Linked DNA regions of Mus musculus: regions 1, 2 and 4 are each linked to region 3. A link is a loop called in an ENCODE intact Hi-C map of the cell type or tissue named here. Cell type or tissue: left cerebral cortex. All regions are shown on one strand. Region 1 holds the start of Homez (homeodomain leucine zipper-encoding gene). Region 2 holds the start of Slc7a8 (solute carrier family 7 (cationic amino acid transporter, y+ system), member 8). Region 3 holds the start of Cebpe (CCAAT/enhancer binding protein (C/EBP), epsilon). Region 4 holds the start of Rnf212b (ring finger protein 212B).

What was found. A loop is a pair of places that touch in the nucleus more often than their neighbours do. Peaks named below come from ENCODE experiments on the same cell type or tissue, not always from the same donor. Only the 100,000 strongest peaks of a DNase experiment are listed, where the experiment ranks them.
Region 1: it touches region 3 in a loop (8-fold over the local background); 11 of 42 quality-filtered maps call a loop at or near these places.
Region 2: it touches region 3 in a loop (7-fold over the local background); 33 of 42 quality-filtered maps call a loop at or near these places.
Region 4: a loop joins it to region 3, with 9 times the contacts of the local background. A loop is called at or near these places in 18 of 42 quality-filtered maps.

Annotation. Positions count from the first base shown.
Region 1 is chr14:54,856,434-54,864,433 of GRCm38, forward strand. Homez (homeodomain leucine zipper-encoding gene) reads right to left here and starts at 7,725. Exons shown (of 2, transcript NM_001177705.1): 1 at 7,508-7,725; 2 at 1-1,848. The coding sequence starts at 1,816. The coding sequence ends at 260. In left cerebral cortex, CTCF peaks have their summits at 3,523, 4,277 (motif pointing left) and 7,154; DNase peaks (open chromatin) are centred at 1,707, 4,278, 7,319 and 7,785; H3K4me3 peaks cover 1,200 bases; H3K27ac peaks cover 887 bases.
Region 2 is chr14:54,781,445-54,789,444 of GRCm38, forward strand. Slc7a8 (solute carrier family 7 (cationic amino acid transporter, y+ system), member 8) reads right to left here and starts at 442. Exons shown (of 11, transcript NM_016972.2): 1 at 1-442. It also overlaps a transcript of Rnf212b not described here. In left cerebral cortex, CTCF peaks have their summits at 4,676 (motif pointing left) and 5,953 (motif pointing right); DNase peaks (open chromatin) are centred at 387, 4,681 and 6,021; H3K4me3 peaks cover 906 bases; H3K27ac peaks cover 909 bases.
Region 3 is chr14:54,710,816-54,718,815 of GRCm38, forward strand. Cebpe (CCAAT/enhancer binding protein (C/EBP), epsilon) reads right to left here and starts at 1,359. Exons shown (of 2, transcript NM_207131.1): 1 at 634-1,359; 2 at 1-59. The coding sequence starts at 1,143. In left cerebral cortex, CTCF peaks have their summits at 3,449 (motif pointing right) and 3,658; DNase peaks (open chromatin) are centred at 2,234, 3,480 and 4,155; H3K4me3 peaks cover 1,016 bases; H3K27ac peaks cover 859 bases.
Region 4 is chr14:54,813,047-54,821,046 of GRCm38, forward strand. It overlaps Rnf212b (ring finger protein 212B), which reads left to right and starts at 1,104. Exons shown (of 15, transcript NM_001370899.1): 1 at 1,104-1,239; 2 at 3,440-3,540; 3 at 6,491-6,543; 4 at 7,092-7,166. The coding sequence starts at 3,441. In left cerebral cortex, a CTCF peak has its summit at 4,990 (motif pointing left); a DNase peak (open chromatin) is centred at 4,964.

The DNA.
Region 1 (8,000 bases), 150 kb after region 3:
GAGCAAGAGCAAAGCAAGAGCTCTTTTCAGCCAGTATCTGCCCAGATCCCAAACTCTCTCTACACGGAGGCTGGAGAATTGGATTTGTGTTGATCCAATACTTCAGTTTGTCCTGGTCACCCTCTCCAGTTTACTGCAGATTACCCCCTTTGCCTACACAGGAACACAAAACTTTTTACAAGAGCAATTTCAAAAAGGTTTGAACAGTCACTAAGTTGGTTAATATTTCAGTAAAGACTCCCCTTTGCCTCAGCCTCCCTCAGTCCCATATGATGACATCATCATCACCATCATCATCATCTTCCTCCTCCTCCTCCTCTTCCTCACCATCTTCTGGCAGTTCATCCTCCTCATCCTCCTCGTCTTCTTCATCTAGACAAACTACCACTTCTGCTGGCTTAGGCAATCGAGAGTCAAACCAGTCCAACACTTGCTGAGTGCTTAGTCGTGATGCCTGACTCAGTTTAAGGATATCAGCTTCCTGCAGCTGCTGGTGGGCTGCCCAGTACTTCTCCAAAGGTCGTATATCTGGTGGGGGCGGTGGGGCTGGTAGAGGTGGTGTCTTGGCCCATTCTTTCAAGGAACGAGTTGAAGGTGTAGGAATGGCTGGATCTTGAAAACTAGGGGTACCAAGTACTGCATTGTCCCGAAACCATTTCAGCTGTCCATGCTTCAAGGCATATCGTGTGTCACCAAACCATTGAATGATCTCCGGGCGAGGTAAACCAGTGATCTGTTCTAATTTATGGTAATCTTCTCGTCGTGCCCATTGGCACTGTAGGAAAAAGGATTTGAGGATGGCCAACTGTTCTTTGGTTTTCCGCTTAGTCTTTCGCTGGTGTTGCATATCTGGGGAAAGGTATTCTGTGGGGCCAGCTGAATTTGGTTCTGAGTTATTCCATAGCCTTTGGGGCCAGAGTGGTTCTACTTGTGGAGACAGTGCCTTCTTACTAGGTGAGAGTGACTGTGAGATACAACCCAAAGGCTGGAGGGGCTTAGGGGTGGCAGTGGTTCCATTAGCCAATGCCTGGAAAGAGGGAGAAGAGGTAGAGGAAGATGGAGGTATTCCACTAGGTTCGGATTCCTCCTTACAACTATTATCAAGTAATGAGACCGATGCGGGCTTATCTGGCTGATGGACAGCTGTGAAGTGATTCCAGGAAGCAGTCTTTCCACATGACTGGTCAGGACCTCTGCCTGCCTGCTCCTTAGAGAGGCCACTGATCTGAAGATCCTGACAGTCTGATTGGTGGGAGAATGTTCTGCTGCCCATCATCAGAGGCTCCTTAGCGTTCTGATGATTCAGTGGCAGCTGTGATACCTGAGAGGGCTCCTCAGGCTCAACCTTCAATCCTTTCATATGAGTGGGCTGCTCACTAGGCGCCAGAGGACTCAGTCCAAGAGCAACCTGCTCCGGACGGAGCACTGGAGGCCTCTCCTGTGGGGGCCTCACTGACTGCTGTGTGAAAGAGAGAAGAGACTTGAAAAGGAGCTGATCTCGGTGGTACACCACTCTGGCACGAGTCTCCTCTATCTCTTCAGATGACCAGCTAATGCCGCAGCGGAGACGTTGGGCCATGAACCAGGTCTTTACCTTCTCCATCTGCAGCCCATGCCGCAGGCAGAGGAGAGCGATATCTGCCAGGCTTGGATAGGGGAAGTAGCTGAAGGCTTGTAGCAGGTGCTCATTTCCATCCAGCTCACTGGTTTGGATGGCTTGAGTCCACACAAGCTGTAGCTCCTCTGAGACTGGCGGGAGACAGACAAGCCCTGCTGCAGAGCTGTTGAGACTGCTGGCATCTTTATTAGGACTCATGTCGTGCTCTGGTTTGTACCCTTCAGAGACAGCTGTAAGAAAAGAAGCCATCCCGTCACCATTTAATCTTTGCCAAACTGCTGAAACCAAACAATTTCTATTTGAATCATGTTGTATTGCTCCTAAAATGCCTAAATCATTTCAAAATTTTCACAATCTTGTCAAGTCATCAGAACCTGCTGTAATTCCTGTATTCTTTGTATTAAACACAAGGTCCATACATAGAAGCTTGGATAAAAATGACCCTAAGCCACATGACAAAAATCTGTCTTTAGAGGCTGAGGAAAAAGTTATCCTCCCACAGCCTTTACTGTTCCAACTTCAGTTTTGCTTCTGACAACTATCAGTCAACTCTCACCTTCAAGTTCATGGAACAGTACTCAGACTGTACTTAACCACAAAACCTCATGCTGAAATCTCAGATTGACCACTCTTTAATGCTTAATAATCTCGGATTACTTCCAGAACATGGAGACAGGTAAACAGCCGATCAAGCCAGGCACAGGAGTACAAACCCATGATCCCAGCACTTGGGAGACAGTCAGTAGGACCAGGAGTTCAAGGACAGCCCGAACTACCTAAAACTGTCTCAAAACACACAAAGAGCAAGTAACAACAAAACAGGGTGGGGTACTCTGCCCAGCCCTAAAAAATGCCCACCCCGTTTTTGTGGTGCCGGGTACTGGGAACAGGAAACTGTTCATAGGACATTAAAGCCCTAAACTCTAGAGGGACTTTCCCATCCCAGGAGGAAACCTTGGTATAAAAGAACCTTATTCCCCTTGTGCTAGATCTTGTGGAGAGGGCTTAGTAAAGGTTAGTCCCCTCCCTGGGTCTTTGTCACCTCTCACAGCTCAGCCTACAGAGCCCAGAGATGACCCCTTCCCCATTAATAGCCTACTCCACAAAGGGCAAAAGGGCTCCTGTTCTTATCTCTTCAGTCCAGCTTTCTCCTCAAAACCAGCTGGACAGGCTCACTAAACAGCTCCCAGGGTTGTGGGAAGGGGACCTATTCATTCCTCAATGCCTGGCAAAAATCTGTTCTCTGAATATTCTGTAACTTCTTTTTTTAGTATTTTTTAAATTCATTTTATTTTATTTATATGAGTACACTGTTGCTTCCTTTAGACACACCAGAAGAGGGCATCAGATCCCATTACAGATGGTTGTGAACCATGTGGTTGCTGGGAATTGAACTTGGTATCTTTGGAAGAGCAGTGGGTGCTCTTAACCACTGAGCCATCTCCACCCCATTCTGTAACACTGTAATTCAGCTCCCTCCTTAGGTATTAGAAATACTTTATCACGTCACATTATATTCTCGGAGAAATCCCACTGGTGTTTATATTACTTCTTGTCTGTCCAGGATAGGATAAGACTCCTACTTAAATGCTACTAACTGACAGATTTCGAGTCCACAAAGACAGTGTATACTGTGGTCACTTCTTTGGAGACCTTCTCTAGCCTAGGCAAGTGCTCCAAAAGGTGGGGGCTTAGGGGCTTTATTTTACTCTATAAAAGTATTTTGAGATTTTATTTTGTAACTTTGATCTGCATGTACATATCCACCATGTGTGTGCTTGGTGCCCTCAAAGATCAGAAGAGGGCATCAGAACTCCTGGAAGTGGACTTGCAGTTGGTTGGGAGCCGCCATGTGGGTGAGGGAATCGAACCCAGGTCCTCTGCAAGAGCAGCAAGTGCTCCTAACCGCTGAGCCGGCCCCCTAGAGGCTTGAGGATTACAACACTGATCATTCGTCCTGGTGTTAGCTTGCCACAGCTTCTGACAATCAAACCTAGCAGGCCAGAAGCCATGCAGATCCTAAAAGGATTGTACTTGAAGGGCATTTTACCGGTGAGGAGGCAGCTTATGAATTCCAAGCTCCTGCCACTTAGCATCTAGCTCTGGGTAAGTCACTGAAACCCTAATGACTCTTCGCTCCATTTTCTTCCTCTGTAAAGAAGGCTGTGCTTACAGAAAAGCCGCATGTTGTCATCGGGCATCTGTAGTGTGCTAGGCATTATACAGTCAGAAACAGCAGCTTTGGGAGATAAAGGTTTGGTCTATAGCAGACTTGAGGTTAACTGCAGCCTCCCTGCTTTCTAGAATGCTATTTGTCCTTAGCCAAGTTATTTCACCTAAGGCTTAGTTTCTTATCAAAGAAAAGGGTACCCTTACCTGGGAAGTCTAAACTGGGCAGGAGTCGGTGGCCAAGCATTTTAACAATAAGCTACATACAGCTCCAGCCCCATGATTTTATATGCTGTATTTGGAGGTTTTGAAACAATTTCAGAATGGATTTTGCTGCTTTGAAAAAAATATATTAAGTGTTGGAGAGAATACTCAGTGCTTAAGAGTGCCTGGCTGCTCTTCAGAGGACACAGGTTCAGTTCTAACATCTACAAGGTGGCTCACAACCATCTGTGACTCCAGGTCCAGGACACCTGATGCCCTCTTCTGGCCTCTGTGAGCATTGCATGCATGTACCGAACAGACATAAGTGCAACAAAACATCCATAAATGTAAAATAAAATGGAAAAAAGAAAAAAAGGGCTATAGACATGCGGCATAATGTCTCCCAAGTGCTGAGACTGAAGGTGTGTGCCACTACACCCAGCTAGAATCAAGACTTCTCCTTGTAGCTGGTGATTCTCTGGAAGAATCTGTCTTTCAATCAGGAGCACACTACAACCAGGATGGCTCATAAGAATGACGAGTAGGGGCCAGCCACAATGGCACAATGGAAAGAGACTGTCTCAAAAACAAGAGTGACAAGGAGGATAGACCAGTGTTCTTAACAGTTTCTGTGTCTCCATTTTGGACTGGATAGAGAAAGAATCAAAACTGGAGTGTTTCTACCTGGGCAGAGATGGTAGTGGTAAAGCCTATTATGAATAATCACAACTGCATCCTTATTCCAGATGCCAGATATATTATTCTGCATAGTCGTTAACTTAAAAAATACACTTGTGGGGGCTGGTGAGATGGCTCAGTGGGTAAGAGCACCCGACTGCTCTTCCAAAGGTCCTTAGTTCAAATCCCAGCAACCACATGGTGGCTCACAACCATCTGTAACAAGATCTGATTCCCTCTTCTGGTGTGTCTGAAGACAGCTACAGTGTACTTACATATAATAAATAAATAAATCTTTAAAAAAAAATACACTTGTGACACTTTTCTCTCCCTTTGATTTCTAACATCCTCAGACAGACAGAAAGGCCAAGCAGCCTAGACTTGAAATTTAGATGTTGTCCATTCTATGGTAGGAAAAAAAAGGACTTTGGAACGTTCAGTTGAACATAGGCTTGTACTAAAACAGAAGATAAAGCAGAAAACTGGATATGATCCTGCTCAATTCCTAAGTCTTTATTCAAAGATCTGAAATACTGCCTCAGGTCTGTCTGGCGAGTCTAGTGAGTGTTAAAGGCCTTAAGGACTTTTGTGATGTTTAACTTAGGTGCTTCTAAACTTTTTACATCATCAACTTCTTTGAGAATCAGATAAAAATCATAGAGCTTTGGGCTGGAGAGGTGGCTCAGCACGGGCTCAGTTCCAAGCACCCATATTAGGTGACTTATAGCCACCTGTAACTCCAGTTTCAGGGGATCCAAAGCCCTCTGGTTTTCATGGGCTTTATTGTACGTAGTAAACACAAACACAGACACACACAAATCAATCTTTTTTTTTTATGAGTCAGACTTTCCAAAATGTGTAACTTAAAAATGTATGCCCAATGTCACACTTGCACACACCAATGCCAAGAGGTCACCTTCAGATCTCTGTTTTATAAGTCTTCCTGACTTAATGAAGGCAGTGCGATAGCTGACTTAAAAGTGAACAAGCAACTTAATGAAAATGAATGGAAAGAGTGGGAGACAAGAATAACGGCTGCCTAGAAGGGACAGGGTATTTGTGGTACCAGATGGGATGGGAAAGATGCTAAATGGTTCAAGTGACCCACTAGATTACATACATGATCAATATCCAGTGTCCTGGATACTCAAGGTTAGCTAGTATCTAGTACAACACACTGGCTTGCTTGAAACAGTGTGCTTCTCCAACTGTTTATGCCCCCACACAGTTGCCCATTTCTGGGTCATATCTGGGTATCTATAATAACATAATTAAAACATCATGCAAATCTATGAAAATGTGGAAGCTAAGACATCTCAGCATGCTGAGGCAGGAGGATCGCAAATTTGAGGCCAGCGTGAGCAAAACTGTATAAACACAAAAATTAAATGTTTTGGAGAACTAATTCAAGAATATGTATTAAAACCCTGCCCAGTTAGGAGAGGGCAAGGCGACTGTGGAAGAGTGACGTATGTTCCAACTCAGATAGCTTCCAAAGGTCCAATCTCACTTCACTTTAAAGAAAGCCTAACTGGAAATAACATAATCAAAGTGAGTAGCTCTCTCCTAGAGTGGCATACTAGAATTACCTGAGAAACTTAAAAGGCCACCTCCGTCCCATGCTCTTCTGATTAATGGACTGGGACATAGGCATTCATAGTTTTTTTAATTATTTCTTTTTCTTTTTTTTAATTAGGTATTTTCCTCATTTACATTTCCAATGCTATCCCAAAAGTCCCCCATACTCTCCCACCCACCCACCCCCACTTTTTGGCCCTGGCATTCCCCTGTACTGGGGCATATAAAGTTTGCAAGTCCAATGGGCCTCTCTTTCCTGTGATGGCAGACTAGGCCATCTTTTGATACATATGCAGCTAGAGTCAAGTGCTCCGGGATACTGGTTAGTTCATGATGTTGTTCCACCTATAGGGTTGCAGATCCCTTTAGCTCCTTGGGTACTTTCTCTAGCTCCTCCATTGGGGACCCTGTGACCCATCCAATAGCTGACTGTGAGCATCCACTTCTGTGTTTGCTAGGCCCCGGCATTCATAGTTTTAAAAGTTCTCAGTGTGCAATTAATACTAAAAAGAGGAGTTAAACAATACACTAAAGACTGGTAATATTTATTTTCAATTGTAAGGTTTAGGATAATTCATGTATCTTAGTTTTTTGATTTCTGGCTTTTGCAACTACTGCTGTCTACCTATCCTAACAATATAAATGGATTTGAGACATGACTAAGAGTTCATAATATGCATCGATCTTGGCCCACACTGATTTTCAGACAAGTCTCAAGCTTGAGTTTTCTTCCAGCTGACAAGTCTGAGTTGCAACACCAGGAACCTGTGAGGCCTTTTCGTTTTCCGGTTGGTGGGGCACAAGAGTCGGGGGCCAGTTGTGGGTTTTTTCCTTTTAACCTTTCATTACCAAATGGCACTGCTCCCTATAAGTGAGGTCTAGTTGTAAATGCCTGTTGAGGTCGCCAGGAGGTAGTCATGGGGACAGGGGAAGCCCGGGAGGCATCTGAAGGGCCCGGAACTGGGTCAGAGAACAAAAAGTTTCAAGTACATGGGGCGGTCAGCTCCAGGAGGCAGGTGAACCTGCATCCTCACAGAGGGCGTCCCGACCCAACCTTTCCCATCCCCCCACTACACACACTCCTTAGCCTCCCCCAGTTACAACAACACAGATTCGAAAGTCCAGGGGAGGAAAGAGGGACAGAACCCGACGACTTCCAACGGAGGATTCTCCTCCCACCACGAGGATGGGGCTCTGAGGGTCGGAGGTTTCGCACCGGCCGGGAGGCAGGCCCAGGGGCTGGGGGGGTCGGTCACTCACCACGGCGCGGCCCCGGGCGGCGGCTCCCAGCCTCGCACTGCGGGCCGGGGCGGGAAGGGGGAAGAGGACAGAGGATCCAAGAGGGCGAGGGGCTGCGGCACGCCCGGCTCCTGGCGCCACGCAAAGCCCTGGACCGCCGCTGCCCCCTACCCCTGGACCGAGGCGCTCCGCCCCTACCAGTGCGGCGCGGAGGCGGAGGCGGAGCCGAGGTCCGGATTGGTGGGCGGGCTGATGCACAACGTACTGGGTCCGCCATTGGCTGCGTGGGTCCCAGCAGAGGTCCGCGATTGGCTGCGGAGAACCGGTCAGTGTAGGCGCGTGGGGCTGGGAACATGTCTTCCTGGACTCGGCGTCTGCAGTGGACCTCTGCATCCTGTGGTCCTTCCAAAGTTCTTTACTGAACTGGCCCCCGGTCCCGCAGGAAGGCCCTCGGAAGACCTTTTAAAACATCTACCACCAGTCAAACTGGAGCACAAGCGCTACCAGCAGCGGC
Region 2 (8,000 bases), 71 kb after region 3:
TCCGAAAACAGAGTGCGCTCCTACCCTCTAAAAGTGACAGCAAATGAGAGTCACACGTGTCACTGCCTAACAAACAAGGGCCGTGTTTTTAAATGGAAGGCAAAGAATATATATATATATAAATACAAAAATAGAACTGTACCAGCGACTCCAGCTGGAATTCTCCGGAAAGCGTTTATCTTCAGAAGCCCAGGATCGCTCTGCTCGGTGTACCGGGCGGCGGCTTGCTCTGGTCAGGATTTCCCTGCAGCCCTCCTAATGAAACAGATCGCCTCCACCTTCCCTTAAGTCTCTTCTACGATGAGGGTAAAAGTAGTTCTTCTTAGCTGAGGGAGCGGAGGAGGAGCCGTGCTCAGGTACTTTCTTGCTCGCCGGCTCTGGATCAGGTTTCCACCTGCTGCGGTCGCCCCTTCCTTCTCGCCCTTGTCGGCTCCGAGCTCCGTGCTCACTCCGCAGATCGCTCCATCTGTGAGGGCAGGGTGGCTGCTGCGCTCGCGAATGTGCTTCCCTTTCGGCTGCGGCGTTTATTTGCGGACCGAGGCTCCGCCCCCCACCTCCTCCATCCTTAAGCCGCATCTCCTCCCTCTTCTTCTATTTAATTATTAGTACCCCCTACCCCCAAAGATCACGGAGGAAGGGGCTTAAAACATTTTCTTTTCTTTTCATAGTGGGAGCAAGGGAAGGGTGGGCCGCAGGGGGAAGTCACTAGCCAAGGCTTCATCTCAGGTCGCACAGCATTTGTGAACTCTATAAGGGCACACGGTTCTGCGGGCTTCTAATGCCTTCAGAAACACACTGGCCAGTGTACTAAGATGTTTAGGTGTGGATCATTTGAGGACAAGGTCGAGAAAGCTGCAGAGATATTGCCATCAAGCTGTTTCATGAAATAGGGGGTGGTTTTGGTGTGTGTGGGGGGGGGCAATGTGGAAGAACTTTAAGCTGAAGAGTTTCTTTTAGGGACTGTCATGAAAGCTAAATAAAATTATGAAGAATATGGGGTAGTTGCAACGTTTTTCCGAAGCAGGATAAGGAGGATTCTGGCCTGCCCCATGACCCCTAATATTTTATCACAAATTATTTGAACTTCAGACAGGAGGTCGTGAGCCCCTCACCGATCATGAAACAGACGTGTTGATGCTAAGAATGGTAATGGTTAAGAATATTAACATTGCACCCCCATTTCCTTGAAGAATGTAATTCAAAACAGTTGCTCCACCTCAAGAACTGTGTCTATTTCTAACTGTAAAGTGCTTTGAAGAAAACAACAACAACAAAACAACCATGAAACAATATTATAGACCATGCTGAAAAACTAAAGTTTTTTTTTACATAGTCTATACAAAATGATTTGATTTTAAAATGAGTCTAAAAAATAAAATTCCAAAGGGCCTGGTGGCACACACATCTTTAATCCGAGCACTTGGGATGCAGAGGCAGGCAGATCTCCTTGAGTTTAAGGCTAGCCAGAGGTCCAAAGTGAAATTCTGTCTCAATAAGACAAACTAAATTCCCCAATCTGACCACTAATTACGCAAATTTGGCTTCACTCATTTTTTTAAGAAAAACACTAAAAAACTTGGACTTTTCAAGAAAATAAAAAAGTTAAGCCCTTTAGGAATGGGGTTGGCTAAGCTATCTAGAACGGCTCTTCCGGATAGGGTAAAGTCCAGACAATGAACGGTCTCCCTTCCCGCCTGCCCCTTGCTCACCCTACTCAGCAAGTATCAAGAGGTTTCAAAGGTTGAGATCTCAACTCCTTCTCCTTTTGCTGCTCTAAGATACAGCAGATTGAAAGCCTCAGCAAAAAGAGAAGAGAGTGGGGGATCGTGTAAATCATTTTCAACAGAGAAAACAGACAAGGTTGGGCTAGATAGCACAAGACTCCCAGGGAGGAAGTGAGGGGACATGGAGGAAAGTGAATTGTCTCTGGTCTTTTTTTAAACAAGCTTAGGAAGCACACGGGGACATTTGATGGTTTCATTATTAAGCAAATCCAATTTGAAGACTTCTGCCCAGATCGCAACATCAAGGGATAAAACCTTTCTGCTTCTCAAATGTGAGTTCTTTCAGTGATACTTTGTCGTTTCCATTTAGATGGCGCAGGCTTAGTGTGTGATGGATTTGGGAATCTCTCCAGAAAGGTGTGCAAACACAGAGTAATGTGCAAGCCTCCAGATCTGAGAAGTTGGAAAATAAAGACAATTACAAGTTCTATAAATCTCGAACCAAACAGATTTGGGGGTGGGTGGGTTCAGTGTGGCACCGAACGGGAAAGGGAGGCTTGTTAAAAACTGATATTTTTGTTTCTTTAGTATTTGGGATTTATGAGTGGTTTGCAGCTGCTTATTGATGGTGAGATATGAAATCTAGAAAATGGATCTCCCTCTTCACAGGGGCCTTTCATTCTTACTATGTCTCTAGGCTGGTGACGTTATCATGGCATAAATGCTGCGTGCCTCAAAAATCCATACAGCTAGTATTGGTCACAAGAAAGAAAGATGTCTCAGTGTAATTCGTCGAGAAAAATTTGTGAAAAAAATTAATGGACATTCCTTATATTTTGGTTACTCAATTCGCAGATCTGGTCCTCATCCATCTTTGTGTTCTAACTTTCCTTTTTGAGTTTAAACACTGCTGTACAACTTTCCTGAACAATGTCTCATTTCCCCCTCTCCATCAGTTTTGAGCCAGGGTCTGGCCTTCACCTCACTATATAGATAAGGCTGGCCTTGAACTCAGAGTGATCTGCCCACCTCTGCCTCCCAAGTGCTGAGATTCAAGGTGCACAGCCCCAAGTCTGGCTAACAAAGCCAATTTTTGTTGTGTTTGTGTTTGTTTTAGACAGGGTCTCCCTAAGTAACCCTGGCTGGCCTGGGACTGGTCATGTAGACCAAGTTAGCCAGATACTCACAGAGCTCTGCTGGGGTTAAGGGAATGTGCCACCAAGCCCAGGTAGACCCAGTTATTCTTGAATATTTATTTTTTATTTTTAAGTTGCTGATTTGAAATGTAGAGCCTTGACAGTCATGGCTCGTCCACTGAGCTAACCCCTCCCCATAGCTTGTATTTTCAGTATTTTAAAATATTAGGCTAAGACTTAAAGAAGTGTCTTCCTAGAGGTCAAACACTGGATTTGGTCCTGGGCAAAGCAGGTTGTTACTGGTTCACACCAAGCTTTCTCAAGACACTGTAACTACTTGTCAATAACCTCTTTCACCGGGAGAGAAACCAAGAGAAACCATGATCAAGGTCTTCTGTTTGTTGCTGGTGATTTGAAATGGGTCACATTCTGTAGCCCAGGCTAGCCTCAGGATCATTTAGCCTCAGGGCCTGGTGTGTTTTGAGTTAATGTTGTAACTTTTTTTTAACTTAAAACACGCATGCCTTTAATCCCAGCACTTGGGAGGCAGAGACAGGTGGATTTCTGAGTTTGAGGCCAGCCTGGTCTACAAAGTGAGTTCCAGGACAGCCAGGACTATACAGAGAAACCCTGTCTCGAAAAACAAAAAAAACAAAAAAACCAAAAAAAACAAAAAAAAAAAAACAAAACCAAAACAAAACAAAACAAAAAAAACAGAAAAAAAAAAAAAGAAAAAAGAAAAAGGTTTAAGACATTTTTGATGTTGGCACTTCTAATCTGTCCAGTGAAACTCGTGGGCCTTAACCTAGCCTCCTGACATTTACCACTGCATTTATACACACCTCTCTTTTGGATATTTCTCAAAGCACTTACTTTTAGTACAGTCCTATTTCCAGTAACTTGGAGACTGGTTTCATAATTTTGCTTGTTGAAAATAAGAAATTGGTCCCTTTAACAAGGAAAGATGTTTGCTGGAAGGGTCATTTCCTTGCAAATACTCATGATCTTAGAGAAAGGTTGTGTGTGGCTGACACCTACTGACTCCTTTGTCAAAAAGGAGTGGGCAGGGGTGGGGGCACACCACTGCAATAGTGGGCCTGCTGGTTGTCCCCTTGAGAAAGGGCTGATAAAACGTGTTAGCACAAAAGAACAGCGCATGCAACCAAGCCACTCTATTCCTGGCTTGCTTTGTTTCGGGACCTAACTGCACTTTATTCTTGGTCTTTGTGAGGGAGCTGTGAAGTCAGGTCACTAATGAGGGCCTGACTGCCCCCTTTGAGCCATTTCACAGCCCTTGCTGTGCGCTCTTCTTATACAGGGTTGTCCAAAGCCAGAAAGAACCTTTCTTCAAAGCTAAGCCCACAGACTGGGCATGAAAGCTCAGGTCTATAATCCCAACACACAGGAGGCTGAAACCAAAGCATTGATGTCAGTTCAGGACAATCTGGGGTATAGTGTGAAACTTTCTCAAAATACGTACATGGTTATGTAAATAAGTAAAACTAAAGCTATGACTAGGTATGGTGGAACATGGGTATCTCAGTACTAGAGATACTAAGTACTAAGTACTAGAGATACTCAGTACTAAGTCTGGGGGATCTCGAGGCAGCTTAGGCTACTTAATGTGTTAAATCAAGCCTGGGATACACATCAAAACCCGTCTGTAAAATCAAACAAACAAGCAAAAAAAAAAAAAAAAAAAAAAAAAAAACCCAACCACTAGTCCTTGCAGAGAACAAAGGCTCAGTTCCTAGCTCTGGTGTGGCAGCTCACAAGCACTTGTAACTCCATTTCCAGAGGATACATCGCCCTCTGCTGGCCTACACAGGAACTGCATGCATGTGGTGCATAGACACACATGCAGGCAAAACACCATACACATAAAATGAAAAGTTTTTTTAAAAAGGCAAATGAATCTCCCCAATGTGGTGTACAACACTGGGTTGGCAAGGCAGGAGGAATGGGGTCTCCCGGCCAGAGTTGGCTCCATGGTGAACCCTGTTCCAACAAACAAGAACTCCATATGTAATTCAGGTCTAGCACCTGAATAAAGCTCTGAATTTAGTGGATAAATTCATCTGCGCACCGTGGATAAAGCTCTGAATTTGACCTCCAGAACCACAAAACGAAACAAAATCATTGCAAAGACATGACTCTTTATCTTGGGCAAACATAATAAAAACCACTTGTGGGAGAAGTCTCTATATTTAAGTACTCAGTACTGGAGTCGCCGAAAGCCTTAAAAGTTACTAGGGCCCCACGACAGACTGGGCAGGGACAGGAGTCAAGGACACATGACAGGAGCAGGGAATGTGCCTGTGTTTCTTTCTCACCGGAGCTGGGCTGAATTTCTGGAACCCGGCCAAGTGCAGCAGACAGAGGGATAATTTTCTGGAATTTTTTGTCTCTGGTGTCAGGGCAAGGGTTCATCTTCTCCACCAGAGCATGAGTTAACTACCCCTCGTAACAACACAAAGGCTTCTCCATCCACAGTCTCCGGACCCCATAAGCTTCGGAAGAGACAACTTCCTTTGAACGTGGCGTCATGCCCAGGAGGCAGAGGGTGACTGCAAAGGGCCTACTCATCTGAGGGAACGCCTTCATTTCATCTTTCTTTCTGACTGGTGTTTGCCTTTTCTTTTTAATTTTTTTCCCTTAATCTTCATCTGTTTTCCCTCATTTGGGGGGGGGGGGGTAGGGCGGTGCTGTAGCGCATGTGTGGGGGTCAGAGGACACTTGCTAGAGTCTCTTTTCTACTTTGTGGGTCCCAAGGATCAAATTCAGGTTGTCTGGCTTGTCGGCAATCCCTTTAGTGGCTGAGCCATCTCACTGGCTCAATTAATTTATTAAGAAATAAATATTTTCAGGACCAGGAATGGGAGTGGGTGGGTTGAGGAACAGGGAGAAGGGATATGGGATTTTCTGAGGGGAAACTAAGAAAGGGAATAACATTTGAAATGTAAATAAAGAAAATATCTAATAAAAGTGAAAAAAAAGAAATATTTTAAAAGATGTGTATCTTTTTTATTTTATCCGCTTGAGTGTTTTGCCTGCATGTAGTCTGGGCACCACATGCATGCAGTACCTATAGAAGCCAGAAGAGGGCGATGTAACTCCTGAAAGTGGAGTTCCAAGTGGTTGTGCGCTGCCACAGGAGCGCTGGGAGCTGAGCCTGCATTCTATTAGAGCTTGGATTCTAGCTCAGGCCCTCTGGAAGGTCAATAAGTGCTCTTAACCTCTGAACATCTCTCCAGGCCAAGACTTTAAGGTCATTTCCTCAGGACAAGAGGCTGGCTTTTTTCTCAGTTGTAACTGAGCTCCTGAAATGGGTGCTTGACTTTCAAGAAGTATGATTGAGCGAGTTGCTAAATGGTCCTATGCATTGAGACAAATAAAGGAATAAAACAATTACCAACGCCCCACTTGGCACGTGATCTAAATGTAGTAGTGTGGTAAGAGCTTGGAGTGTGGAAAGGAGACCATATGGTCCAGCTCTGATTTACAGAGACTTCTTGTGGAGCTTGGATCTCAGGCGGGCCTTGATACTGCCTAGCAGTCTGCTGCTGTCAGAGCCTCCTCTCTTTAAACCAGCACCTCCTCTCCCAAATCTCTCCCATTGACAACAGTGAGCACTGGCATTCAGATTCCCAGAAGTCATGGTCAAAGCTGGGCAGGTGTCGAGCTCCCCTGGAATCAGAGGACGGTGATCACGAGGGCAAGCCGGCTTAGCTAGAACAGCTGGATTCAAACTTCTCGCTCAGCAAGAGACCCTGCCTCAGTAACATGGAGAATGACTGACGACCCCAGACATCAACTCTGCATCACTACATGCACACATACAAATGTGCACATGACCTCATGTACATGGGTTCCCACACACATGCAGCATGCAGGCATAGATGCTCTCGAACACACCCACATCCGTACACACCCATGAGGGGGGGGGGCAAAACAAATGAACCAACCAAACAAACAAACAAACAAAACAAAAACCAGCCAGTGAAGTGGCACAAGGGTAATCTAGCAGCACTCTGGAGGCTAAGGTGGTAGGATTGTGGGTTCCAGACAGCCTAGGTTGCATCAAGAGACCTTATCATTCACAGACAGACACGCAGAACTTCCGTCGAGTCTACATCCCTTTCTGTGTATCACTCAACTTCTCTACTCCCTTGCCTTCCCTTCCTTATCTCCATTCTTGCTCAAGTCCCTAACACCAAAGTGTTTGTCTCCAGCATCTAGCAGAAACCGTTCCTGTGACGGTCACCAATGGTCACCAAATGGTCCAACATAGATGTCCTACTTTGCTTTATAGTCTTGTCATACATGTCATGACCAGATGAAACCTGGAGAAGAAAGGGTTCGTTTCAGCTTATCACTGAGGGAAGTCAGGGCAGGAAAGTAAGGCAGGAACCTGGAGCAGGAACTGAGGCAGAGGCCACTGAAGGACACTGCTTGCTGGCTTTCCCTCATGGCCTGCTCAACCTGCTCCCCCTGCCTCTGACACCCACAGGGTTTCTCTGTGTAATAGTCCTGGGTGTCCTGGAATGTACTAAGCTGACCAGGCTGGCCTCGACCTCACACAGCCCCGACAGCTTCTGTCTCCTGAGTATTGGGATGAAAGGCATGTACCACCACCTCCTGGCTTCAGCTTGCTTCTTAATACAACTCAGGACCAACCGCCTATGGGTTGTACCTGCCACATCAAGCCATTGATCAAGAAAACAGACTTCATCTATGGGTCAATCTTACGGAAGAATTTTCTCAATTGAGCATCCCTCTTCCCAGATGTGCGTGTGATGGTCAGAGAAGAACTTATAGGGACTGGTTCTCTCCTTCCACCCTGCAGGTCCTGAGGATCCAACTCAGGCTTGGCAGTGAGGGTCTTCATCTGGTGAGCTATCATCACACTTTTCTGAGACAGGGTATTCCTGAGACTTGAAATTCTCCTGCTTCAGCCTCCAATATGCTGGGATTACAGATCAGTACCACCGTGTGTGCTCTGCTCTGCTCTGCTCAGCTCAACTCAGCTCAGCTCAGCTCAGCTCAGCTCAGTTCTCTCTCTCTCTCTCTCTCTCTCTCTCTCTCTTTCTCTCTCTCTCTCTCTTTTTCTCTCTCTCTCTCCCTCCCTCCCTCCCTCCTT
Region 3 (8,000 bases):
GCAGGGGAGGGTGCCTTGAGAAGGGGACTGCAGGGAGGGGCAGCAGCTGCCACAGGGGCCTGGAGGGTAAGGGGGACAGAGAGGTGAGGGTCCACCAGGAGGCAGAGTGAAGGCTAAGCAGGAAACCCAGCAGGGAGAGCATATGTGAGGCCTCAAAGGGATACAGGACTCCCAGAGAGCTCCGATCTCCCAGGCATCCATCTCCCTGTCTCTGTGAAGGACCGTAACCCAGATACATATGGTCCTTGGTCTGAGACCAAAGCTTTCTATCATGCTCTCATTATTCCCTTCCCTTTGGTTTGTCTGTAATAAGTCTCCCGTTCTAAAATTCTAGTCAGCCATGTTTCCTCATCCAAAAGCAGGCAGCAGAGAAGCAAGAGGTATAGTGCACAGCAGGAAACCTGGTCCTGCCTGAGATCAGGGCAGAGCAGCTATTACAAGTGTCTTCAGGACACAGCCGAGTTCTAAGAAATAAATTCACAGAGTTGGGAAACAGGACCTTGGGGTAGGGCATGTTCACAGAGGAGCACCAAACATAGACTTGTTAGGGAAGCCCAGTAGTCAGAATTCCCTCAACCACCCACCTTGCTCCACCCTGGGGGGAAGAAGCGGGGAGAGCTACCTTGGTCTTACCTTGAGGACACGCAAGGGCTGGCCAGGTGCTGCCAGGGTCGGGGGGAGGTGCACGGCTGTCTGCCCGCAGTGTGCCACTTGGTACTGCAGGGGATTGTAGCTGCCTCGACTGGTGCCTCGGTTGCCCTCTGGCCCACGAGGCTCCTCCTTCACCGCCACAGCCCTGGGGTCGTAGCTCCCTGGGTTGCTGTAGATGCCAGGCCCCAAAGCCTTCCTATCTGGGCCAAATGTGTGTGAGGGATAGGCGAATGGCCGAGGGTCAGCCGGCAGGTAGTGAGGAAACGAGGGGGCTCCTGGGCCCTTAAGGCTTCGGGCTTCAGGCGTTGGCTTCATGGCAAAGAGGTCAGAAAGTAGCTGTTCTTCCCCAGACTCGATGTAGGCGGAGAGGTCGATGGAGGCCTCATGCTCACACATGTCCCCCAGCTCCCCGGGCCCAGCTCGACCCCCTGAGAACTCAAGTGGCTGCTGGCCACCCCGAGGCTCGCACTCATAGTAGGTCCCGTGGGACATGGCCGGCCCGCCCCCTTGGCTCCCCGCCCCTGGGTCCTGTGCTGGGGGCGCCCGCCCGTTGGGATGCTCAGCCTGCCCTTTCTTGGATCTCCCCCGGTCCTAGATTTGCCCTAGGTTTGCCCTCTCTGGTCTTCTCCGTCACCAACTCCTACGTGGCTTCTCTCCTCCTCTGCTTCCCTTTCCTTCTGTAGTCAGTACCTCTTCCTTTCTTCCCTTTTCCTCTCTCTCCTTGGGGTGACTAAGGGAGGGGCAGGGCACACCCCGGAGGGAGGGGTGCTTAGCAGTTAGGGCGCTCTTTGCGAAGGCCCCAGCCACAGTCCAGAAGTTGCTGTTTGAGAAAATGGCCCTTTTTGCCCTGCGAGTTCAAGGGATTCTAATCCCTTGCCCAGAGTAGCTTCTCTGAATATCTGTCTTCCTCCGATTTCCAAAGAGACCTGTGCAGAGTGAGGTGTCAAGCCAGAGCCAATAGACAAAGCATTCCCCCAGTGCCAACTTGGTCTAAACTCCTCCCTTGATGCATCTTCCTCCCTGTCCCGTCCCCCCCCCTCCCCGCCCCCACCCCCAAGTCCTGAACTCCACCTACCCCGGGGTAAGTCAGTTCCTTCTGTAGCCCCACCTCCCAAGACATTTTTCTCTGTGTAGACCATCATTGTTTGAAGGGTTTGGGAAGTAGTAGTAGATTCTAGGACCAAGCTACCCCTGGCCCTAGTACAGGGTATGCCCATTTGCTAGTTTTGAGACAGGGTCTCACGATGTAGCTCAGGCTGGCCTTGAACTCACAGAGTTCTGCCTGCCTTTGCCTCCAGAGGGCCCCTATTAAGGTTCTTCGGTTAGGTCTTTGCACAGGGCTTGTGTGCATGTCTCCAGATCTGGCTATGGCTAGCAGCCTGGCACAGTCCGGGGCTGCCAGGACATAGCTGAGGTTTCTGGTCAAGACATGGGTCCTGTACCTCAGGCCCAGGCAAGCTGCAGCCTCAGAACCAACAGAAAGGATCTGCTGGAGGTCCCAGTTGCTCCACCCTAAAAGCTGTTCTGGCTGACCCCACCCGCGCTGGCCTGAGGCTCTGCCTCCTATTTCCTGTGCCCTGAGCTGCATGCAGGCCCTTGTTTTCTGACCTGTGCGTGTCTCTCGGGTCCACTTCCTCTTGTAGGCTTGAGAAGTCTTCTCTCTTGTCCTCACCTCTTCCTGGGGCTGTTTCGGGGTCCGAAGGAGAAGCTGGTAGCTGCCTGCCCGCCCTTCTTGATCTTCTACTAACCCCCAAAGTTCATTTTTCTGTTTTGTTCGGAACTTCCTGCTCTCTCCAGTTTGGTTGTGGCCCTGCTTCAGACACGGTTCTGGATTTACTGACAAGAAAAGAACACAGAGACATGAGAAGTGTGTCACTTTTCAGTTGTTTGTTTTTTTTTAGGTTGAGCCTCCCTTTTAGCCTAGCCTGGCCTTGAACTCTCATCTTCCTGCTTCATTCTCCACGGAGCTGAGTTGATAGCTGTGCTACCATACCTTCCTGGCTCTTTTATTGCAAACAGATGTTCTAGGGGGAGGGACAGAATTTTTAAAATGAATTTATTTTCATTATTCTAAAGTATGTGAGTGTGTGTGTGTGTTGTGTGTGTGTGTGTTGTGTTGTGTGGTATGTGTGTGTGTGGTGTGGTGTGTGTGTGTTTGTGTGGTGTGTGTGGTGTGTGTGTGTGTGTGGTGTGTGTGGTGTGTGTGTGTGTGGTGTGTGTGTGTTTGTGTATGTGTGTGCACACTTCCAGGTACCCATGGAAGCCAGAGACATCAGATCTCCTGGAGCTGGAATTACAGGCAGTTGTGAGGCACCCAGTGTGAATGCCTGGAGTCAAACTCAGGTCCTCTGGAAGAGCAGTGAGTGCTCTGAACCCTTGAACTCTTTCTCCAGCCCTAAGAATAGAACAGTTTCTAAGCTGGGTATTCCAAGGATCGGGTAACTGTGAGGGGTTACAGTGGAGGTAAACTTTGATAGGATATGTATGTCATTGAACACTAAAATAAAACTGTAAATGTGACTTGTCCACAAGTTAGAGAAAGTACCCTTGATGAGTCCTCCATCCCATCCCCTCTAACTCCACAGTCCACCTCACGTGCTCTGAGCACAGCCTGAAGTATGTCCAAAATATGCTTCCCTCCAAAGCCCTGGCCAGGCAGGGGGAGAGCCAGCCGTATCATCGTATCATCGACGCAAAGCACCGGAAATACTGGGGCGATTTGTGCTCTTTGCTCTACAGGTCCCTTGTCAAATAGGTACCAAGGCTGGGAGATTTCAGTTTGGTGACCTGACGCTATTAGCCACTAGGTGGCAATATTGGTTCCCAAATTCTATACTTTCGAGTCCGCGATGGTTTTGAATCAGGTGGACATAGGGGGCATTCTTTCTCAACCCTGACAACCAGTCTTGACCGCTCTGTTCTGGGAAGCAGGAAAAAGAAGCATAGACAAGATTGGGGCTTTTCAGTCAGGTTGCCGGTAGTGTGGGAAGGCTAGGAGAATTGGTGCAGCGCCTGTTTCAAAGAGAAATTATGTCCCCTCTTTGACTGTGGAATAACGATAATGGAATCAGATAGTTGTGTCATCTGATAAAGTAAAGCTTTTTTCAATCGATGAAACACGCACTTTTTCATGCTGACCATTTTGTTGTGAGCTAAGGAGGGGAGGTAAAGCGGTATTTTTATCCTAATTTTATCGACACGGAAAATAAGGAGGAGAGGCTGAGCTGTACAGCTGCGCCAGGGGATGGATGTCTTATTAATTTGTGAAAGGGCTGCTGGCTTGTTCGGGGGGGGGGGGACAGAGGGTTGCAGTAGGTGTTGCTGTATGACTCAGGGATTCTCCTTCCGCCTATCTGGCTGCCTTGGGTAAGGGGAGAGTTACAGGGTAGCGCTCTCTTCCCCGCGGGAGGTGCAGAGATAAAGCCAGCAGGAAATGAGAAGGTCTGCAGCTGTGTCCCAGTGAAATAAGCGATGCAGGTGTCTGGACCGGCGGGGACTGGCGCTGCCTGCAGGCTGACATTAACGTTACCTAGTAACTGAGGCGTAAGAAGATAGGGTGTAGATAGGGAAGCAGGAGAAGGGGTTGGGAAAGGAGGAAGCAAGGTGGGAAGGCAAAGCCACCTAAAGAATGGGAGGTTCTTACTCAGGAAGGGAAGCCTTCCCTAGCCCAGCGGGACCAGTTTCCTGTTGCGACTGCAGTGGCTACCTGTTTGCATTAACTAAAACAATGGGTGTATATTATCTCAGTGGCTTGTGACAGGGTGCTATCCTGGACTGCCTCAGGATTCCCTGTAGGGCAGAAGCTAAGAATGACTGTGAAGTCTGAGGGGGAACTAGACTCAATCTAGTTCCTGTCACTAGCCAGCTCTCTGACCCTGGTCAAGCTACTTAATCGGACTGTAAAATGGCAGTAGTAATGGCTGTCTTATGAGGCTGTTTAAAGTTTGAAAACTATAGTGTATGTAAAGTGTAGGCTTATGTCTCCTTCACCCTGTTTCCAGACCTCTCCACTGCAGTTATTCCTGTCTCCAAAGCACACACTCCTGCTGCCTTGGAGGTTATATTGACAAGCATTTTAAAAATCTGGGTTTTAAATAACAGAAAACCCATGCGGGTGTGGTGGTGCATGCTTCTAATTCTAAGGCTGGAGAGGCAGAGGCAGCTGAATCTCCATGAGGCCAGCTTAGTTTACATAGCAAGTTTCAGACTAGTCAGGGCTACAAAGAGAAAAAACATCTTGAAAGCCAACCAACCTACCAACCTACCAACCAACCAACCAACCAACCAACCAACCAACCATCAAAAACCAAAAACCAAACAACAAATAAATTTGGATTTAATTTTTTTTGCATATTTATTTATGATTTTTTTTTTCTTTTTCGAGACAGGGTTTCTCTGTGTGTAGCCCTGGCCTCTCTCTCCTTAGTTGTTGATCTATATATTCCTAATACGTGAATACAACCTATTTAGTCTGTATAATGTTACTTAAATGTATGTATTTTCAGGGCTGACCATTTGGCATCAAAAAACCAGTTGGTGCACTTATCCCTGGGGAAGACTGTTTCTCCAGCTCTCAGTATTCCTTGGTTACCCGCAGTTCTTTGTCTAGGATTGAAGCTTTGAGAGCTTTCCCCCTCCCGTGTTAACAGGTCTGCTGGGTTCATCCTTGTTCAGGTCTTGTTTAGGCAATTGTGGTGGTCTGAATAGATTTGGCCCCTACAGAGTCATGTATTTCAGTGCTTGGCCATAGGGAGTGGCACTGTTAGGAGGTGTGGCCTTGTTGGAGAAAGTGTGTCACTGTGGGGGTGGGCTTTGAGGTCTCCTAAGTTCAAGCTCCACTCAGTGTGGAATCAGAGCTGCCTCCTGGCTGCCTAACAGATCCAGAAGTAGAACTCTCCACTCCTCCAGCACCATGTCTGCCTGCACTCTGCCATGTTTCCCATCATGATGATAATGGACTGAACCTCTGAAACTGTAAGCCAGCCCCAACTAAATGTTTGCCTTTGTCATGGTGTCTCTTCACAGCGATAAAACCCTAAGACAACATCCATTTTGGTGAGACTTCGTGGGTACATCCCCCTCCTGACATTTCTAGGAGACAGGATCTCACAGCAAACTTCTTGTTTCTCTGGCTCTTACAATCTTCTCTGCCTCCCTCTTCCACAACGTCCCCTAAATCTTAGGTGTGGGAATTATGTCATAGATGTATCAGCTGGGAGTTGAGGGAGGATCTCCAACTCCTCATAACATTGGCTGTGGTTTCCTGTAATGGTCTCTGTCTGATAACGAGACGTTTCCCAAAGAGGGTGAGGTATAGGAAGATACATATTTAGGATCCTGCTGATGTTACAGGTTCTCCTTCAAGATCCATGACCCCACCTGCCCAGGGCAGTCGGCTAGGTTTCCAGTCCCAGGCATGGTTTCTCTCTTGTTGACTGGGACTTTTTTTTTTCTTTTTAGATTTTTAATTTGGATCTTATGTGTGTAGGTGTTCTGTCTACCACGCATGCATGTGTAACATGTGTGTGCCTGGTGCCCAGGAAGATCAGAAGAGGGGGTCTGATTCCCTACAACTGAGTTTGAGCCACCATGCTGGGAACTGAACCTGGGTTCTCTGCAAGAGCAAGTCTTCTTAACCATGGAGGCCTGTCTCCTGTCTCACAGTAGGTATTTCGGAGGACAGCTTTGTGTGAGTCAGGTCTTGCCTTCTGCCCTGGGAATCTCAGGGACTAAACTCCAATTGTTGGGCTTGGTGGTAGTGGTAAGCACCTTTATCAGGTCTGTGGTCTCTGGCTCTTGTTTTTCTCCTCTTCTTCCTCCTCTTCCTCCTCCCCCTTCTTTCTTTGTTTCTTTTTCCTGGGTTGCAGCTTTTTAAAAAAGACATATTTACTTATGTATATGGTTGTTTTGTCCCAATGTAGATCTGCACACCAGAAGACAGTATCAGATCCCATTGGACCTACAATTACAGATGTTTGTGAGCCACCATGTGGGTCCTGAGATTTGAACTCAGGACTTCTGGAAGAGCAGCCAGTGCTCTTAACTACCAAACCATATCTACAGCCCCAAGGGATGCAACTTTTTAAAAGATTTATTTATTTATTTATTTATTTATTTATTTATTCTGTGTGTGTGTGTGTGTGTGTTTGTGTGTGTGTGTGTGTGTGTGTGTGTAATGTGCACATGAGCACAAGTATTCTCATTGATTTCCCTGGAGCTGGAATTATAGATAGTTCTGAGCCATCTGATGTGGGTGATGGGAAATGAACTTTGGTCCTCTGCAAGAGCAGTGTGAGCCCTAAATTGTTAAGCCATTGTTCCAGCCCCAGGCTACTTTTTTAAATATTAAAAAAACCACATTATATTTATGTAAGTGTCACAGAGCATTGGAGAGGTCAAAGTAAACATTCAGGGGCTGATTTTCTCTTTCTATCATGTGGGCCCAGATTGTCGGGCTCAATGGCAGGCACCATTGCGGCTGCAACTCTTCTTGCCCGCTTTATAAAAAATTTTTGAGACAGTCTCATGAATTCCACAATGACCTCTAATTCCTTAGAAACAAAGGATGACCTTGAATTTTTTTTTTTTTTTAAGATTTCTTTTGTTTGTCTTTTTAGGGCAAGATTTCTCGGTGTGGCCCTGGCTGGCCTCGGGCTCACAGAGGTCCGCCTGCCTCTGCCTCCCAAGAGCTGGGATGAAAGGCATGTGCCACCATGCCTGGTAAGATTTATTTTTACTTTATGTGTATGGTGCCCTGTCTACATGTATGTTTGTGTGACATGTTTATACCTGCTACTTTCAGAGTCCAGAAGAAGGTGCTAGATGCCTTAGAACTGGAGTTATAGATAGTTGCGACTTGCCACGTGTGAGCTGGGAATTGAACTTATGTCTTCTGGAAGAGCAGTTGGTATTTTGTTTAGATTTATTTATTTATTTTATGTAGATAAGCACACTACTTCAGACACACCAGAAGAGGGCATTGGATACCATTACAGACAGTTGTGAGCCACCATGGGGTTGCTGGGAATTGAACTCAGGACCTCAGGAAGAGCAGCCAGTGCTCTTAACCACTGAGCCATCTCTCTAGCTTGGACTTTAAATCTTTGATCACCTTCCAAAATGCTGGGATCCAACCACCATGCCTTCTCTTTCTGTCTTCCTGTCTTCCAGTCTGTCTGTCTGTCTTTTTGGTGGTGCTGGAGATTGAGCTGGGGACATCATTCATGCTTGCAAGCATCTTATCACATGGGCTACATTTTGCTCTTTGAGAATAGACAGGTTTTATTTGTAATCTTTTCAGTAATAGCCTTTGTCTTTTTTTTCTTTTAAAGATTTATTTATTTTATTTA
Region 4 (8,000 bases), 100 kb after region 3:
AGGTGAACAAGAGTGATTCCCTTTATTGGGATTAAAGGCGTGGCCACCACTAGCAGGCTTCTGTATGTTTATTGTTACGCTTCTAAAATTACATGTTTCTAAAATCTTATAGGTGCTCTATACTTTAGCATTTAAATAAAGTGTGTTTCCACACACAGATATGGGGTTTTCTCCCCATAGGTTATTCTTGTTTGGTTGGTTTTCATCTTTTTTCTTTAATTTTTAGAGACAGGGTTTGCTGTATGTAGCCCAGGATAGACTGGAGCTTACTATCTAGACCAAGCTGACCTAAAAACAAAAGAAACACCGACAACCAGCGCAGTGGAAATGTTTATTTTCTTTCCTTTTTATCGTTTTTTTTTTCTTCTCTTCCCATCTCCTTTTGCTCCCCTTTTCTTTTCTTTTTTGAGTATAGGGCCTTGAGTATCACAGGTTGTAACTAGGCAGGGGTGAAGCTGAGATCTTCCATCCTCCGTCTTCACCCTCCCAAGCATACCGCCAGGGCTGGGTTCATTTATTCAAACAAACAAACAAACAAACAAACAACCCCAAAAAGCTAAACTTTTTTTCTGGAGGTCTGTTTGTTGTGAGTTTATAGCCAATCAGCCTCTATCCACATAACAACTTCTTAGTTTTTCTATTTCGAATTTATGCTGTACTTTTGTTTTGTTTTGTTTTTCGAGACAGGGTTTCTCTGTATAGCCCTGGCTGTCCTGGAACTCACTTTGTAGACCAGGCTAGCCTCGAACTCAGAAATCTGCCTGCCTCTGCCTCCCAAGTGCTGGGATTAAAGGCGTGTGCTATCATGCCCCGCAATGCTGTACTTTTAAAGCTGCCATTATTTCTATTTCATTTTAGATTATGCCAAAGCTTCTATGGCCTTGCGACTCCGTTTCTTTTTGTTTTGGGGGTCGTTTGCTGGAACATTAATAGGCTCATTTTTCCCTCTCTGCTTCCATGGTAGGTAACAAGGGGCTGCTTCGAAGACCTCCTGGACTTATCAGGCCACCGTAGGACCCACCTGTCTGTCGAGGCCTGGCTGCTTCTGCGGCTGCGCAGGAGGATCAGCGCCCCGCCCCGCCCCCACCGCGTGCTGGTTCAATCTGGCGTGCGCAGCTTCGAACCTGGTGGCCGTGCCCTGGGCGGAGGCTGCTTGTTTTCCCGCCGTTTCCTGTGCCTCGTGAGGGAGAGAACCGGATGGTCTGAGAACAGAAACGTTGGAACCCGGCTGCCAAGCTGGTAGGGGCACGAGCTAGAAAGGGTCGAGCTGGAGGCCGCGTGAAGGCTGGCGGCCTCTTACCCAAGCCAGGCATGGCCGCTTACCACTTAAGTGTAGCCGCGACTGGAACCCCCACCCCCACCCCCAGCTTGGTGCTGTGGGGACGGCTTATTTAGATATTTATTTGCTCATTCATTCATTCATTGACAGGTTCTCACTACATACCCCAGGCTGCCCTGGAACTCACTGTGTAGACCAGGCTGGCCTCCAACTCACAGTCAGTCTGCCTGCGTCTGCCCTCCAAGTGCCAGGATTAACGTCCTACGCCACCTCACCCTACCATTTAGTAAATTAAAGAACATTTTACATTTATTTGTGTAGTTGAGTGTGGGGCATGCGAATAGTTACCGGGTGGTGGTTCGCTTGCCGTGGCGCACACGTGGAAGGCATGGGGCAGCCTGTGGGAATCTGTTCTACCTGTGGACCCCAGGTATCAAACTCAAGTCACCCTACCCTTGTCCCTCTTAACCGATGAGCCATCTCTCCAGCTCCATCGATCATAAATCTTAAACGGCAGATTTTTATTTCATTTTGTTTTATTTCTTGACACAGGGTCTTACTATCTAACTCTGGCTGGCCTTGAAATCTCAGAGGTCCACCTGCCTCTGTTTTCCAAGTTCTTGGACTGAAAGTGCATGCCACTTCACTGGCTAAGTGGCAGAATCTCTAAAGATGGGGTGCAAAGTAACCTCATTGACTTTGTAAGCCTCTGCATAAACTGGCACTCTAAAAATGAATTGTTCAGAGAGGATTGTGATAGCGAGGAAGAAACTTGTTTTATTTTAACAGCTTAAATATTAATTTATATTAAGAATTATATTTATAGATGTATTATTTATAAAAGTCGATCAATTATATTATGCTAATTAATAAATATTAACTAGCATATCCAACATATTTTGTTGTGGTTTTTAGAGCCCAGGGCTGTTTTCAAATGTCAGTTTCTTCATTAAAAAAAACTCCTACAGCCTGGTCTGCAGAGCAAATTCCAGAACAGCTTGGGCTACACAGAGAAACCCTGTCTGAAAAAACAAAACAAATAAACAACTCCTACAAAGTGGGCCAACAGGATGGCCCAATGGGTAAAAGTAGTTGCCATTTATGTAGAGCTCATACTTCCCAGAATCAACATGGAGGGAAGAGAGAAACAATTCTCAGAAGTTAACTGGGACCTCTACACTTGCCTGTGGCACATGTTCGCTCCACCCATGAAATAAACTTTTTTTTCCAACCCCACAAAATAACTTTTGTTTGGATATATATTTAAATTATGCAAAAATTGCTGTTAGAAAAAAAAATCGTACCATATGAGTACCATGTGAACGGAAGGACTGTTTAATGTAGGAACATGTATTTTCTACAGAATCAGGAGAATTGGATTCTAATTCCAGAATTACCAGTAAAGATGGAATTTTGGATAAATTGGTTAGGTGTGGTTATAATCATGTATATCGTGTGTCCATGTGTGGGAGGGGTGGGGATGAGCCTGGTCATGACTTAAGACACCTTCTTGATCTGTGACTGGGTTTCTGTGGGGGAGGCTGTGTTAGCTGAGACTCTTATCATCAACTGCTTCACTTTTATAAGACGTGCCCAAGTGTGGTCTGTCTGATCCACCACTGCCTATTGGCTGCTTTCTCTGCCCTATGAGTAAAGACACGGGCTGGGCTGGGGCTCAGTGGTGGTGTACTTGTTTAATGTTCATGAGGCTCTAGTTTGAGCCATAGCACCTCACAAATATGGCTTTTTTTCATTTTTTAAAAGATTGTTTTTCTAGTTATAAATTGAACTATGAGTTAAGCTACAAAACTTACAAAACAAAAGCGAGTTACAGTAAAGGCAAACATATAAATATAGATACTTAACTATACCACTCCAAGAGGGAGAAAAAAAGCCTCATTTCTGACTTCCTATTACTTTTCTACTTACACACACACACACACACACACACACACACACACACACACACACACACACATGTTCTCTGGCATATAGTGAAGGTAGTTTGGTGACTTTTTTCTCATATGTATATCCCTACAGACAAATGTAATGCCCAAAAATTTGTTCCCACACCCAGTAAACGGTAAGCAGTGTTATTGTAATAGGTATAATTATGTTATGCCCTACATTATTCTTATTCTTTTTCTCTATCTGGTCCAGAATGGATTGGTTTCATTGCAACCAGTGTTTCCGAAAAGATGGGGCCCATTTCTTTGTCACCAGCTGTGGCCATATTTTCTGTAAAAAGTGTATGACTTTGGGTGAGTGGCTTCTTTTCAGATTTATCCCAAAATGTTTAACTTAGATATAATGAGTAGCCATTTCTCTTTGTGATGTAGAATAAATGTCATTTAGTAGGCATCAGTGATAATACGGATTCTGTATGTAGGTTCATTTTAGAAATTAAAGGAACCCATTAATAAAAGAATGGCACTAACTGATTTAGCAATAGTGTTACTCTTCAGTCTTTTGAGTTGTGTCGGGAAATGTCATACTGGGTGAAAAATGATGTTGATACCTTGGAGTTTAATAAGCAATTTCCTATTTCTTTATTTGGCAGTACTAAGTATAGAACTAGTACTATTTATTTATTTATTTATTTATTTATTTATTTATTTATTTATTTGGTATTTTCTTCATTTACATTTCTAGTGCTATCCCAAAAGTCCCCCATACCCTCCCCCCTGACTCCCCTAGAACTAGGGCTTTGCATCTGCTTACACCCTAAGCCCCCATACAGTTAAACAAATAAGTTACAATGTTTATTTTCAATTAACAGATTTTTAAGAATAATTTTTGCTTTTTCTGTTGTTTATGAGGCAGGATCTTACTCTATAGCTTTAACTGTCCTTGAACTCACCATCTTCCTGCCCCAGCCTCCCAAATGCTGGGATTTCAGCTGTGTACCACCAAACCCAGCCTCCAGCATAATCTTCACCACAGCCTTTGGTAGTAATTACTGGCAGAGCTATTTTATCAATGAGGAAATTATCTGAGAGAATAAATGATTGCCAACTTCTTACAACTATCAAGTTTTAGAAAGGAAACTTAAAGGCCAGGTGGAACATGGTGACAAATGCCTTTAATCACAACACTGGAGAGGCAAAGTCAAGCAGATCTCTGAGTTCCAGGCCAGCCAGAGCTACAAAATGAGACCCTGTCTCAAGAAAGAGTTGAGTTTAAGGTTTTATATTGGAGTGAGCATTGGGAAATGAACCCAGAATCTCTAGGATGCTAGACAAATACTCTGAGCTACACCCCTAATCACTATTTTCTTTTATTAATGTGAAAATTCTTAGGGCTGGGTGAGCTGGCATGGTGGTTATGATTATAGCTGCTAGGGAGGCTCAGTCAAGGGGTTGGTTACTGGCACAGAGGAGTTTGAAGGCCAGTATGGGCAACATACAGATTCTGTCTGAGAACAAGTGTAACAACAACCCTGTAAACTATACAAATCCCAGAAAACGGAGTTTCCCCTACTTAGGACAGGATGCTTTGATTAAGGAAAATATCATAGAAGACATTCTGCTACAGTAGGGTTTGCCAAGTTTGGCAAAGATCATTTTAACTTACAACTGGGGACTGGACAGATGGCTCTGTGGTTAGGAGCACTTGCTGCTCTGGCAACGGATGTGTGTTTAGTTCCCAATACTCACAAGGTGCCTCATAACCATCTGTAACTCTACTTCTGGGGATCTGATGCCCTCTTCTGGCCTCCACAGGCACTAGGGACACATCACAAATGGTACATATACTTACATGCAGGCAAATACTCATGTATATAAAATAAAAACACATCTTTTAAAACAATTTAGAACAGTAGCATGTGTAATAACATGACATCATTGAATTACAGTGCAGATGCTTACACAGAGTTGAGATAGAATAGAGAAAGGTAAAAATGGTGAAAGACGAAGCTAGAGGTAGGCAGTAGCAAAATGGTAGAAATGTCTGTCCACCAGGGTAAGGATCCTGAGCTGTTACCCTGTTGGTTCTAGAAAGCTCTAGAAGGTTGTTTTTCTTTTAAATAGAATATTTTTCACTTGCTGGCTCATACTGAGATCAGTATATAGGGCAGACTGGGAAAGAAACTTTATTCCCCAAGGAAAGAACAGTGATGTTAAATAGTATCTGGAGAACTTTTGCCTCGTATGAGTCTCATGACCCTTTTGGGTTATCTGCTGATGCAATGAGACTGTTCAGTGTGGTTACAGCAGCCCACTTTGGAGTGATTGTCTCTGCAAAGCATAAAGCCATCTAATGCTTTTTCCTGCTGTGGCATTTATCTTTTCTTTTTTCATGGATGAACCTAGGGTCATGCATGCTAAACCAGTTTCTGTCACTGAGCCTCATCCATGGCCCTGTGACATTTATCATCCACTGCTAATACTGCATTGTATAAGGAGAGCTTAGGAAGTGTACTTTCTGTTTCTTTCAGATTGCATTAGTTGAAGAATAAGAGCAGGAGAACTTCTAGACCCAGGAATATTAACAAAGTGACAACAGGGTAGGATAACTGGTGAGCCAGCCTCTTACAGTGCCCATTGTGTGCCTGCCTCTCCCTCAGAGGAGAGATGGCTCAGTGGGTAAAAACACTAACCTTTTTTCTAGAGAACCTAGGTTCAATTCTGAGCACCCATATGGTGGCTCACAACTGTTCCATAACTCCAGTTGAGAGGATCTGACACCTTCTTCTGATTTCCTTAGGCACCAAACATGTAAACACGTACACAGGCAGACACAAAGGCAAAACATTCATAAAATAAATATTTTTTAAAAAGTCACCTGAAATGAAAACCACTCTTGTATTTGTCCGAGAACACTTGCAAATGTATTCCTGTACTTTTGTTGGCAAAACAGAAACTACCAATGAATACCAGTAGTCCTAGTACTCAGGAGCCTGAGACAGGAGAGTTGCTACAAGTTTCAGGCTAGTCTGGTCTACATTTATGAAACCTTGTCTCTAAAACAAAGGAAAGAAGATAGAGAGAGTCAGGGTGTAGGCCCTCGTGCTTCAACACATTTGTGTGGAAATGCTGATTTAGAGAACAGAGATTAAGGTAAAATAGTTTTATAGCACAGTGATAATCTAAATTTAGTTAAGAATCTTTTTTTTTTTTCTTGCTAGCCTACTTGACAGCCACTATGTACTTTAGGAAAATCTTACCTCCTGCCCTTAAGAACGAATATTTTTTTCCTTTTTCCTTTCAGAAAAATGTGCTGTTTGTGGAAATCTTTGCAAGCATCTGGCTCTTTCTGATAATGTAAGTTTTTACCTTTTTCATAAACTGTGTCATCTAGTCTCTGGCCTGTAGGAAGTACATAACACAGGTAATGAGCATCTTAAAACAAAAAGAAGCAACAAATTTATAGACAGCAGTTATAAAAAGGTATTTATTTAATTCTAATGTCACTAGTTTCTTTAATTTTTTTGAAAGATGTATTTATTTATTTTATGTATGTAAGTACACTGTAGCTGTACAGATGGTTGTGAGCCTTGATGTGGTTGTTGAAAATTGAATTTTTAGGACCTCTGCTTACTCCGGTCAGACCCACTTACTCAGTCCCTGCTTGCTCCAGCCCAAAGATTTATTTATTAATATACATAAGTACACTGTAGCTGACTTCATCTGCACTAGAAGAGGGTGTCAGATCTCTTTATGGGTGGTTGTGAACCACCATGTGGTTGCTGGGATTTGAACTCAGGACCTTCGGGAGAGCAGTCAGTACTCTTACCCGGTGAGCCATCTCACCAGCCCAGTTTCTTTCATTTTGTTGTGGCTATTCTCACCATGTCCTCCTCTCTTCATAGCTAAAGCCTCAAGAAAAGAAGTTCTTCAAAAGCCCTGTAGAGACAGCTTTGCAATGCTTTAGTCACATCTCTCAGGTATGAGAACCAAAAGGAAGAAAAGGTCTTACTGCTGTAAGCTCAAGGCCACCTTGGTCATTAGTGAGTACAACTGGGTACATAGAACCCCTATCTCCAAGAAAAGGGTGAGGGGAGCCCCCCATCTCTTTTGAGACAGGGTTTCTTTGTGTTAGCCCTGGCTGTTCTGGAACTTGCTTGGAGCTCAGAAATCCACCTTCTGCGTCCGCCTGGATTACAGGTTTGTGTCACCACCACCAGGCAGGGAGTTTCTCTTTAAAAGATCTTTGTACACAGTGGAGAGTAACTGCTCTCTTTGCTTTCTTACCTGATACAAATCTCTACCAGTTAACTTTTTACTGATCCAGAATCTATGGTATGCAGTCAAAACTGCAATTTAATTGAATCTTACTTTGTAGTTCCTAATTCTAGGAACCAGTTCTCGTGACTCAGCAGTGCTCTAAGGAACCTTATCATCTTTCTCTGCAGACAGAGGCATTTTCTTAAAAAATTGCATGTATAGGCCTACAAAGCATGGATTTGGTAATTTAACTTGTGACCTTTTGCTTACAGACCTACATCCATGAACATGTATCTTAGTCTTTGTTTTTCAGTAACCTTTGCAATAATATTCAACTTTATTTGGTGTTAACAACCAGTTGCTTGAATGTCAGAAAATATTTTTCTTTCCTGATGTCTCGTATGCTGGTGAATGACTGACATGATCAGGAGTAGTAGAATATAGCAAAAGGCAGCGAGAGGGTACTGTCGTTATCTGAGAGAGTTCTCAAGTTGTAAAGACTTTAATTTTCAAGTTTTCACTTTCTAGCTCTCTGCTGAGATGATTTTTAGTAT